Linked DNA regions of Homo sapiens: region 1 is linked to region 2. A link is an interaction called in ENCODE POLR2A ChIA-PET data of the cell type or tissue named here. Cell type or tissue: PC-9. All regions are shown on one strand. Each heading gives the region's core, and the rest is flanking DNA. Links, peaks and the distances in the headings are about the cores only.

Region 1 (5,385 bases), core at 113-5,112, 160 kb after region 2:
TTTTTTTTAATTTTTTGTAGAGACACGGTCTTGCTATGTTGGCCAGGCTGGTCTCAAACTCTTGGCCTCGAGCAATCCTTCCACGTCAGCCTCGCAAAGCACTGGGATTATAGGCATGAACAACCGTGCCTGGCTTTGTGTTCAAATTTCTAATTGTCTTATAAATGTTATTTTAGGCCGGGTGCAGTGGCTCATGCCTGTAATTCCAGCACTTTGGGAGGCTCAGGTGGGCAGATCACTTGAGATCAGGAGTTCGAGACCAGCTTGACCAACATGGTGAAACCCCATCTCTACTAAAAATACAAAAATTAGCTGGATGTAGTGGTGTGCACCTGTAATCCCAGCTCCTTGGGAAGCTGAGGCAGGAGAATTGCTTGAACCTGGGAGACGGAGGTTGCAGTGAACCAAGATCGCACCACTGCACTCCAGCCTGGGCGACAGAGTAAGACTCCATCTCAAAAAAAAAAACAAGTTATTTTTATGGTTTGTTTGAATCAGGATTGAAACAAGGTACACACATTATATGACTGATATGTCTTTTAAATCTTCTACTCTATAAATTTCACCTCCACACCTTTTTTTTACCTTTGTTCTTCTTCTTCTTCTTTTTTTTTTTTTTGAAGAGATGGCATTGTGCTATGTTGCCCTGGCTGGTCTTGAACTCCTGGTCTCAATCAATCCTCCTGCTTTGGCCTCTCAAAGTGCTGGGTATTGAAGGCATGAGGCACTGTGCCTGGCCCTCTTTCTTATTTTTTGCCTTATAATTTATATTTTGTAAAAAACAGGTCCTTTATCCTGTAGCAGTTCCCAGAGTCTCAATTTTACTGACTACATTTGTGGTGTTGTTTAACACTTTGCCCCCTTCATTTCCATTAATTTGGTGTTGGATAATTTCCACAATAACTGCACCAGTTGCTCAGTCTATAACACTAATCAAGCACTGAATCCAACACCAAATTAATTTCCAGTATGTTACTTTCTAATTGTTACATACATTGTCATTCTAAGTTAAGTGGCCTGTGAAATCAGTGTTAAAGAATAATAACTGGCTTTTTATAATAATGGAATAGAATACAATAGAAAGTATCAGTGCACCCTATGTAATAAGAATAATTATTATTTTGTGAAACGTTTTTCCACCATGGATATGTGTATTGGGAACTGGGTTAGTATGTGGAATATGGTTCTTAGGGGTTATGGTCAAATATTTGAAGAACACTGTAATATGTAGGAATTTTTTTTAAATTTAAAAACAACATATGTTCTTTTTGAAGAATTATATAAAAAAAATAGAACCACTAGAAATAGGACTATCCTAAGCATATTAGTTTCTTGTGGCTACCATAGCAAATTGCCATAAACTGATGATGTAAAACAACACATTTATTCTGTCAGTTCTGGAGACCAGAAGTCTGAAATCAAGGAATTGGGGCCACAAGCCCTCCAAAAGCTCTAAGGGAGAGTCCATTCCTTGCCTTTTCCAGCTTGCAGTGGCTGCTGGCATTTCTTGGCATTCTTGGCCTGTTCCTTGATGTGACTCCAATCTCTGCCTCCATTCTCATGTCACTCACTCCTCTGGCTTCTCCTTTTCTGCGTGTTGCAGATCTCTTTCTGCTTTTCTCTCTGTTTTGTTGTTTGATACAGACTTTAACTCTGTCGCCCAGGCTGGAGTGCAGTGGCGCAATCTTGGCTCACTGCAACCTCCGCCTCCCAGGTTCAAGCAATTCTCCTGCCTCAGCCTCCCAAGTAGCTAGAACTACAGGCGCCTGCCACCACGCCCGGCTAATTTTTGTATTTTTAGTAGAGACAGGGTTTCACTATGTTGGCCAGGCTTGTCTTGAACTTCTGACCTCGTGATCCACCCACCTCAGCCTCCCAAAGTGCTGGGATTACAGGCGTGAGACACCACGCCAGGCCTCTGCCTTTATCTTAGAAACGACACTTGTCATTGGATTTAGGGCCCGCCTAGATAACCCAGGGAGATCTTCTTATCTTAGGATCCTTAATTCTATCTGCAAAGACATTTTTGCTAAATAATGTTCACAGAGTCTGGCGATTAGGACATAGACTTCTCTTTTGGGGGCACCACCTTTCAACCCACTACACTAAGTGAAAAGTGAAATATTGATCTCTACATCCCCCAACACTCCACCCAGGCTAGCATCCCAAATAGGGAAGCATTAAGATGTGAAAAATTCTGCGGAACATTAGTGTAAAGCTTCTAGTGGAAAAATGATGACCAAGCATAACATTATGAGATAAGAGCATGAGTAGGTTTAATATCCCCCTGGTATACGGCAGTGCAAGTATTGCCCTGTCTTCTCTGCTTGGTGAGGCCTACTTTTCCCCAGAATTAGAGTAAAATTATTCAGTATCCTTATATTGTCCTTACTTACTCCTGCAGGTTCATGAATACTTAGGGGCAGAATGTAGGGAGGACATGCCATTCATTTCTTTGTGGTTTTTAGGTCAACTTCATAATATAAGAGAGGGATAATAAGTTAGCTTGTCATGCTACATGCTTGAAAGTCTGTCATCAGTACAGCCACCTATCCAGGCCAGACGGTTTCCCTGCCAGTTGGCCTCCATGGGACATTCTCCAGGAAACCAGCACATGAGCAGGGAAAATCCCTGCCATTGTTGAGGCTATCGTTGTGGGTGAAAAGGGAATGTCCCTTGTGGTCCTGGAATCTCCCTGTGGCAAGCTCTGAATAGGGTATGATGAATTGAATAGGCCAGGAAGGATCCTGGCTCAGGGCTAGAGTGGGATAGAAGGCCATTATGAAGTGAGAAATTAGAAAACTGGTGTCAGGATGGGGATCGCTATTTTACACACTTGAGAATTTAGAAAGGAATTACTGCACATTCCTAAACTGATTTTTTTTTTTTTTTTTTGACTGAGGCTCGCTCTGTCACCCAGGCTGAAGTGCAGTGGCATGATCTTGGATCACTGCAACCTCCACTTCCGGGGTTCAAGCGATTCTTCTGCCTCAGCCTCCCAAGTAGCTGGGATTACAGGCGCCTGCGCCTGGCTAATTTTTGTATTTTTAACAGAGTCAGGGTTTCGCCATGTTAGCCAGGCTGGTCTGAAACTCCTGACCTCAGGTGATCCACCTGCCTTAGCCTCCCAAAGTGCTGAGATTACACGCATGAGCCACCATGCCCAGCCAAACCAAATTTTACTAATTGATAAATCAAAGGACTGTTGTTGGTCATGTGATAAGAATAGCTAGAGCTGGGCGTGATGTCTCACACCTGTAATTCCAGCACTTTGGGAGGCCAAGATGGGAGGATCACTTGAAGCCAGGAGTTCGAGACCAGCTTAGTCAACATAGCAAGACCCCATCTCTAAAAAAAAAAAAAATAATAAGTAAAATAAAAAGAATAGCTGGGGACTAATGAGTGTGGACAGTTTGTAAAAATAAATTGAAATATTGTTAGTCTTCTTTATATTCCTAGAAATCGATGCTCCACATGCATCCCACAACTCCTTACAACTCCCCGATACAAAAATACTCACTGTAAGAAAAAAACCCATAAAACCAAACTAAACCAGACAATAGAAATCCCAATAATCTCATTACACAAAGAAAAGCCCCTATAAGCATTTTGTGTAATCCTCTAATAGTACATTTCTGTTTTCATCTAAAGTACTTTCATTTGAGGCTGGGCTCAGTGGCTCACACTTGTATCTCACCACTTTGGGAGGCTGAGGCAGGAGAATCTTAAGGCCAGGAGTTTGAGAACAGCCTGGGCAACATAGTGAGATCCTATCTCTACAAAAAGTAAAAAATTAGCTGGGTGTGATGGTGTGTGCCTGTGGCCTGGCTGTTTAGGAGGATTGCTTGAGCCCAAAAGTTTGAGGCTGCGGTGCATTATGATCGCTCCACTACGCTCCAGCCTGGGTGACAGCGAGACCCTGTCTCATAAATTAAAAAATGAATAAATGAATGTACTTTCATTTGAACAAACCAGTGTTACTGCTGAAACATTTATTTCTGTAATGACCCTTGTCTTCCTTTCTTGTACAGGAACCAGTAGATCCTCTAAAGGAAGAAGCCTTATTGGTAAGGTTGATGGCACATCCCACGTCACTGGAAAAGGAGTTACAGTTGAAACAGTCTTTTCTGTGGATGAGTTTTCTGCATCTGTCCTCACTGGAAAACTGACCACTGTCTTCCTTCCAATTGTCTACACAATTGTGTTTGTGGTGGGTTTGCCAAGTAACGGCATGGCCCTGTGGGTCTTTCTTTTCCGAACTAAGAAGAAGCACCCTGCTGTGATTTACATGGCCAATCTGGCCTTGGCTGACCTCCTCTCTGTCATCTGGTTCCCCTTGAAGATTGCCTATCACATACATGGCAACAACTGGATTTATGGGGAAGCTCTTTGTAATGTGCTTATTGGCTTTTTCTATGGCAACATGTACTGTTCCATTCTCTTCATGACCTGCCTCAGTGTGCAGAGGTATTGGGTCATCGTGAACCCCATGGGGCACTCCAGGAAGAAGGCAAACATTGCCATTGGCATCTCCCTGGCAATATGGCTGCTGATTCTGCTGGTCACCATTCCTTTGTATGTCGTGAAGCAGACCATCTTCATTCCTGCCCTGAACATCACGACCTGTCATGATGTTTTGCCTGAGCAGCTCTTGGTGGGAGACATGTTCAATTACTTCCTCTCTCTGGCCATTGGGGTCTTTCTGTTCCCAGCCTTCCTCACAGCCTCTGCCTATGTGCTGATGATCAGAATGCTGCGATCTTCTGCCATGGATGAAAACTCAGAGAAGAAAAGGAAGAGGGCCATCAAACTCATTGTCACTGTCCTGGCCATGTACCTGATCTGCTTCACTCCTAGTAACCTTCTGCTTGTGGTGCATTATTTTCTGATTAAGAGCCAGGGCCAGAGCCATGTCTATGCCCTGTACATTGTAGCCCTCTGCCTCTCTACCCTTAACAGCTGCATCGACCCCTTTGTCTATTACTTTGTTTCACATGATTTCAGGGATCATGCAAAGAACGCTCTCCTTTGCCGAAGTGTCCGCACTGTAAAGCAGATGCAAGTATCCCTCACCTCAAAGAAACACTCCAGGAAATCCAGCTCTTACTCTTCAAGTTCAACCACTGTTAAGACCTCCTATTGAGTTTTCCAGGTCCTCAGATGGGAATTGCACAGTAGGATGTGGAACCTGTTTAATGTTATGAGGACGTGTCTGTTATTTCCTAATCAAAAAGGTCTCACCACATACCATGTGGATGCAGCACCTCTCAGGATTGCTAGGAGCTCCCCTGTTTGCATGAGAAAAGTAGTCCCCCAAATTAACATCAGTGTCTGTTTCAGAATCTCTCTACTCAGATGACCCCAGAAACTGAACCAACAGAAGCA
Region 2 (5,385 bases), core at 132-5,131:
TAATAATTTCTAGCTTTTGATTTAAAGTGAAAGATGTGTAACTTTCACTTGAATACTTTGAGGCTATCATATGGTTATTAATTAACCTAATTTCAATATCATTGTGTCTCAGGAAATAGGGGGCCCAAGAAGAGAAGAGAAAAAGGAAAGTTGGTGAAGCAGTCAGAACAGACACATTTATTGGTTAAGTTCTATGGGCGTGGTTTGTGGCACCCCAAAACAATTACAATAGTAACATCGAAGATCACTGATAGGCTGGGCACGGTGGCTTACGCCTGTAATCCCAGCACTTTGGAAGGCCAAAGCGGGTGGATCAAGAGGGCAGGAGATCGAGACCAGCCTGGCCAACATGGTGAAACCCCGTCTCTACTAAAAATACAAAAATTAGCCAGGTGTGGAGGCGCGTGCCTGTAGTTCCAGCTACTCAGGAGGCTGAGGCAGTGGAATCGCTTGAACCTGGCAGGCAGAGGTTGCAGTGTGCTGAGGTTGCACCACTGCACTCCAGCCTGGGTGACAAAGCGAGACTCCATTTCAAAAAAAAAAAAAGATCACTGATAACAGCGCCCCGTAATAGATAGTATAATAATGAAAAAGTTCTACATATTGCAAGAATTATCAAAATGTGACACAGAGACACAAAGTAAGCACATGCTATTGGAAAAAAATGGTGACAATAGGCATGTTCAATGTAGGATTGCACAAACCTTCAATTTGCAAAGAAAAAAAATGCGGTATCTGTGAAGCACAGTAAAGCAATGCACAATACAATGAGGTATGCCTGTATTTCCAATTACGTGTGTTTCAATCCTATATGTGAAGGGAGGAGATAAAGAGTATGAGAATTAAAAAGGAGTAATCTCATCAAATTTTTTACAGGATGTAATTTCACATAGTAAAAAGCTGAACAAGAAAAAAGGAGGAGAAATGGAAATACTGAATAACACCGACAACCAAGGAATAAAAAGTTTGAGTAAGGAGAGGAGAAAAACACTAGAAACATATCAGCAGCTGTTTTACCTTTTACAGGTGAGAACAATTTATCGTTCACTCTGAGTTTGGGAGTAATACTATGTTACATGTTTGTGGCTTACAGGGAGTATTTTGTCATGCTTCAGCTATAATAGCATACATGTTTTGAGCATCTACTAAGTACCAAGTGCTGTTGTTGGTGCTTTACATACATTATCTCATTTAATTCTTACCATAACCCTGGGAGCCGTGAGAGAATGAGTACTGTTGTTATTCCTGCATTACAGATGAGAAAACTGAGACACAGCCAGTAAATGATAAAGCAGGGGTTTTGAAACGCAGGCAGTTTGACTTCAGAGACCATGCTCTTTACAGTATTATACTACGGTTACCTTCAGAAACAATATAAATCTGATAATAACAAAACAAAAACAGGTGCTGTCATCCATGAAAAAATTAAAATAACTGTATGTGAAAAACAGATATTTACCAGAACCAGTCTCCCCTTCTATGGGGGAAGAGCCAGAGGGTTTGGGATTTCAAAATAATATTTCTTTTTTCTTGTATTATTTTCATGGCATTACTATGATCTAAATGAATAGTAATTTTCCATTGCTTCCTGAGTGTTGGTGAGAACTGATAAGTTTGACTGGTTATGGTTGGACTTTGATGGATCACTTATTGTTTTGTTTGACCATTGATTCAGCCCGTCAGCCCTACTAGCACATACAGCTAGTCACAGAGGAAACTGCATGATAGCAATAGAAATTAACAAGCATCCTCTTCAGCAGGAAAAGTTTCCCCAAAGAGGTGGATCCATAGTTCTCCCTTGTAAGAGTCAGATGTCTCTCAGAGTGGGGCCACTGCTGGGATTCCTTCAAAGCCTGGAGATGCTTAGATCTTTGTTTGAGGATGTCACTGGCAGTAGATGTATAGAGAGCACATTACACAAACCATAAATAAGAGGCGTGGCTAACCTCATGGAGAAACACGATGTTAATTTTGGTAGGTTTGAAAATTCTCTACTTGGAATAAGAGATTGGAGAACATCTTCAAACATACGAACATCTTCACACAAGTGGCCACCACATGGCGGCACAGAAGGAAAAGGTTAACAGTACTTAGAATTGTCTGTGGAACCCACTGTTTCACGCCAGCAAACCTAGAAAGAAAGGGGGCTCACTTTAAACAGGAAAGGACTTTGGTCTGCCTAATTTAGTAGTCAACCACCAGTTTGAAATTTAATCTTAGGCACTTATCATTTTTTACACCCATGAAATTTCAAGCATATTGAAGATTCTTTAGAATTTAGTTTTCTCAATTTGACAGAATTTGTCATAAGTTAAAATCTAGTCATTGTTTATTATATAGGTGGAGGCACATTTATGGGAAGAAGAAAAAGTGCAGGAGCATGTTTAGAATAATTCCACCAAACTTGATCCGCAAACAATCCAAAATGTACAACCAAAGGGTGCAACCATTCAGTTGTATCAAGTGAACTCTCTCTTGAAATCATATATTTTTCTTCTCCTTCTCTTCTTTTGAGGCGTTAGCCCAATATCACTAAAGAAATTATAGAAAAGCAAATGGCCTGGATTCCTTCGACCCGTTGGTTACACTTTAGCAAGACTTCTTTTTTTGTAGAGACAAGATGTCACTCTCCCACCCAGGCAGGAGTGCAGTGGCGCAACCACAGCTCACTGCAGCCTTCATCTCCTGGGCTCAAGCAATCCTCCCACCTTGGCCTCCTGAGTAGCTGGGACTACAGACACCTGCCACAATGCCTGGCTAATTTTTTCATGGTTTTTGTAGAGACAGGGTTTTTCCATGTTGCCCAGGCTGATCTCAAACACCTGAGCTCAAGTGATCCACCCATCTCAGCCTCCTCCTAAAGCACTAGGATTGCAGGCATGAGACACCACACCTGACCTAGCAAAAATTCTTAACCAAAGCCGCAGTCAGCTAGTATAGGTTTTTGGGGGGTTTGTCTCTTCAGTATGAACCTAAATTTAAAATTTTTAGGTAACCTTAGGAGGAATGGTGAGTAGGCATCTTTCTTTAGTTATAGAGTAAGTTTCCTTTCTCCTAATTCCTATATACTTCACATTGAAAAACAGTCACTACAGAGCTATCAAGAAAAAGTACTGAGCTGCTTATTTATAAAATTTCAACCAATCATTATGAACTTAAAAGTAAACCTAAGTGATAAAGTAAACCAGAATTTAAGGCTTCTTAAAAGCTGCCCAAACTGCTTGAGTATATTAGATGAATACCAGTTTTCAAGTATGGAAAAATTTTCTTCTCTTGTCAGAAAGAAGATGAAGATTAGGAGTATTAAATTTCTCTTTGTACATACTTCCTCTATAACCTGAACATTATTGTTCTCTTTGAACTTCTACCTGGTAGGTGTAGCTGCTGGAGAAAAGCCACATCACCATGAAGGCTGGTTCTGTATCCAATGGGTCCATCCTCATCAGAGCCCACAGGGTTCCACGTCCATTTTAAGTTCTTTGTTGTTTTTTGCTCATGGTCTTCTGGCACTTCCCTTATCAACTGTCCTGACCTTCACCCCTCTCTTCAGCCTCCCTACCTCACTCCCCCTTCTCACTCTGTGTAGAACATTGTGGCCATTTTGCTGTTTCCACATTGTAAATGTATTCTTTTCTTTTTCTTTCCAGTCTGACAAGATAGTATGCATTTCTACTCATCTATCAATCCTTCTAGGCCAGTCTATGTAGCCGGGCCCTTAGTCCACTTTCTTTTTTTTTTTTTTTTTTTTTTTGATACAGAGTCTGTGTTGTCTAGGCTGGAATACAGTGGTATGATCACAGCTCACGGCAGCCTTGAAATACTGGGCTCAAGTGATCCTCCCAACCTCAGCCTCTTGAGTAGCAGGGACTGCATGCGCACACCACCACACCCGGCTAATTTATTTTTACTTTTTTCTAGAGACAGGGTCTGTCCATGTTGCCCAGGCTTGTCTCGAACTCCTGGGCTCAAGCTATCCTTCTGCCTCTGTCTCCCAAAGCGCTGGAATTATAAGTGTGAGCCACCATGCCCAAGCTTTGCCAGTGTCTTTGGACACCAGATTCTACTGGCTACCCGCCCTGTTTTCTGCGTCTCTACAATAAATATTAATATGTGGTTCAAAAAGGTCAACAGTGAAAAGTAGATATAATATGTTAAGTGTATCATATAGTGTGTATCATTTAAATCCTATCATAATTTTCTACTATAGCTTCCTATAGTATGATATGAATAATATTAAGTAATTAATATTTGATATTAATATTTTAAAATATTAATATATGATAGGAAGCTAAAGTAGAAAGTTATATAATATCAGTCTATAGGAAACTGTAGTAGAAAGTTACACTATATACTAATAGCATAGAGATGAGTACCTGGCATATAAAAATTATTTTATATACTCATCTATATGCTTTTAGTGACATTAAGTCATTGAAGAGCAGGGAATCAGATACTGCTTTGTGCTTTAATAATATATTAACTTATTGTTTTGTGGGATTTTTTTGTTTTCTTTTTCCTTCTTTCCTTCTAGACCAACCCTTTATACTTGGCTAAGCTGATTTTCCAGATGCCACAGAACAAGTCCACTAAATTTATGGATACTGTTATTTTCACACTATATAATTATGCCTCTAATCAGCGAGAAGAATATCTACTTCTCAAGCTTTTTAAAACTGCTCTGGAGGAAGAAATAAAGTATGTATACAAATATGTATGTAAAAATACCAGTGAATCAATCCTTTTGTTAGTGGTGGCTGTCTTTGATTTACTAAAATTATTTTTAAATTCTTATAAGTTATTCCCACATATTAAAATATATCAAGTTTCTTGAGAATACTTCTATATTATTAGAGCTATATTCAAGTACCATTTTCTCCCACCAGTGATACTTTCTCTAGTGTTAAATTAACTTTTGATTTTGTATGCCTGTAACAACTGAAAATCAATAGCATATTGAAAGTCAGTGAAAACATTTAACTTAATTAAAATTCTGAGTAGTAAAGCCATTAACAGGTGGGAATGCAGAGTGCAATCTCTGCCTAAATAGTCTTCCCTTCTTTCTAGAACTTAAACTACTTTTGCTAATTTATTTTCTGACTCAGTTAATGTAAAAATTGTATAGGTAGCTATAATGAGTGGGCTGAGAAACAAGCATGAGAAATGTCCTTAGCTCAGGTGGCCTCCCTAACTTGTGGAAACCTTAAGTTATACCAGTTCCTATTGGTTTTGGGAGCACGGGAGCCAGGCACCTCTGCCCACCAGGTGTCTGTAAGCCCACGAGACATGTGATTCGTGAGAAATAGGAATGCTATGCAGTGGAATGTGGTAAGTACTAAATGAAGGACGCGTCTAAATGAAGGACATGTACAATGTATCAGGTTAGAG

What was found. ChIA-PET counts read pairs that join two places held together with the same protein. Peaks named below come from ENCODE experiments on the same cell type or tissue, not always from the same donor. Only the 100,000 strongest peaks of a DNase experiment are listed, where the experiment ranks them.
Region 1: POLR2A ChIA-PET joins it to region 2 with 7 read pairs; 4 of 35 experiments call an interaction of 5 or more read pairs at or near these places.

Annotation. Positions count from the first base shown.
Region 1 is chr5:76,828,659-76,834,043 of GRCh38, forward strand. F2RL1 (F2R like trypsin receptor 1) reads left to right here. Exons shown (of 2, transcript NM_005242.6): 2 at 4,032-5,385. The coding sequence ends at 5,143. Among named protein-coding and RNA genes, the nearest start is that of F2RL1, 12 kb to the left of the region's middle. In PC-9, for the core only: no CTCF peak of the experiment used is centred there; no DNase peak of the experiment used is centred there; H3K27ac peaks cover 250 bases.
Region 2 is chr5:76,664,150-76,669,534 of GRCh38, forward strand. It overlaps IQGAP2 (IQ motif containing GTPase activating protein 2), which reads left to right. Exons shown (of 36, transcript NM_006633.5): 22 at 877-1,026; 23 at 4,532-4,695. Among named protein-coding and RNA genes, the nearest start is that of F2RL2, 43 kb to the left of the region's middle. In PC-9, for the core only: no CTCF peak of the experiment used is centred there; no DNase peak of the experiment used is centred there.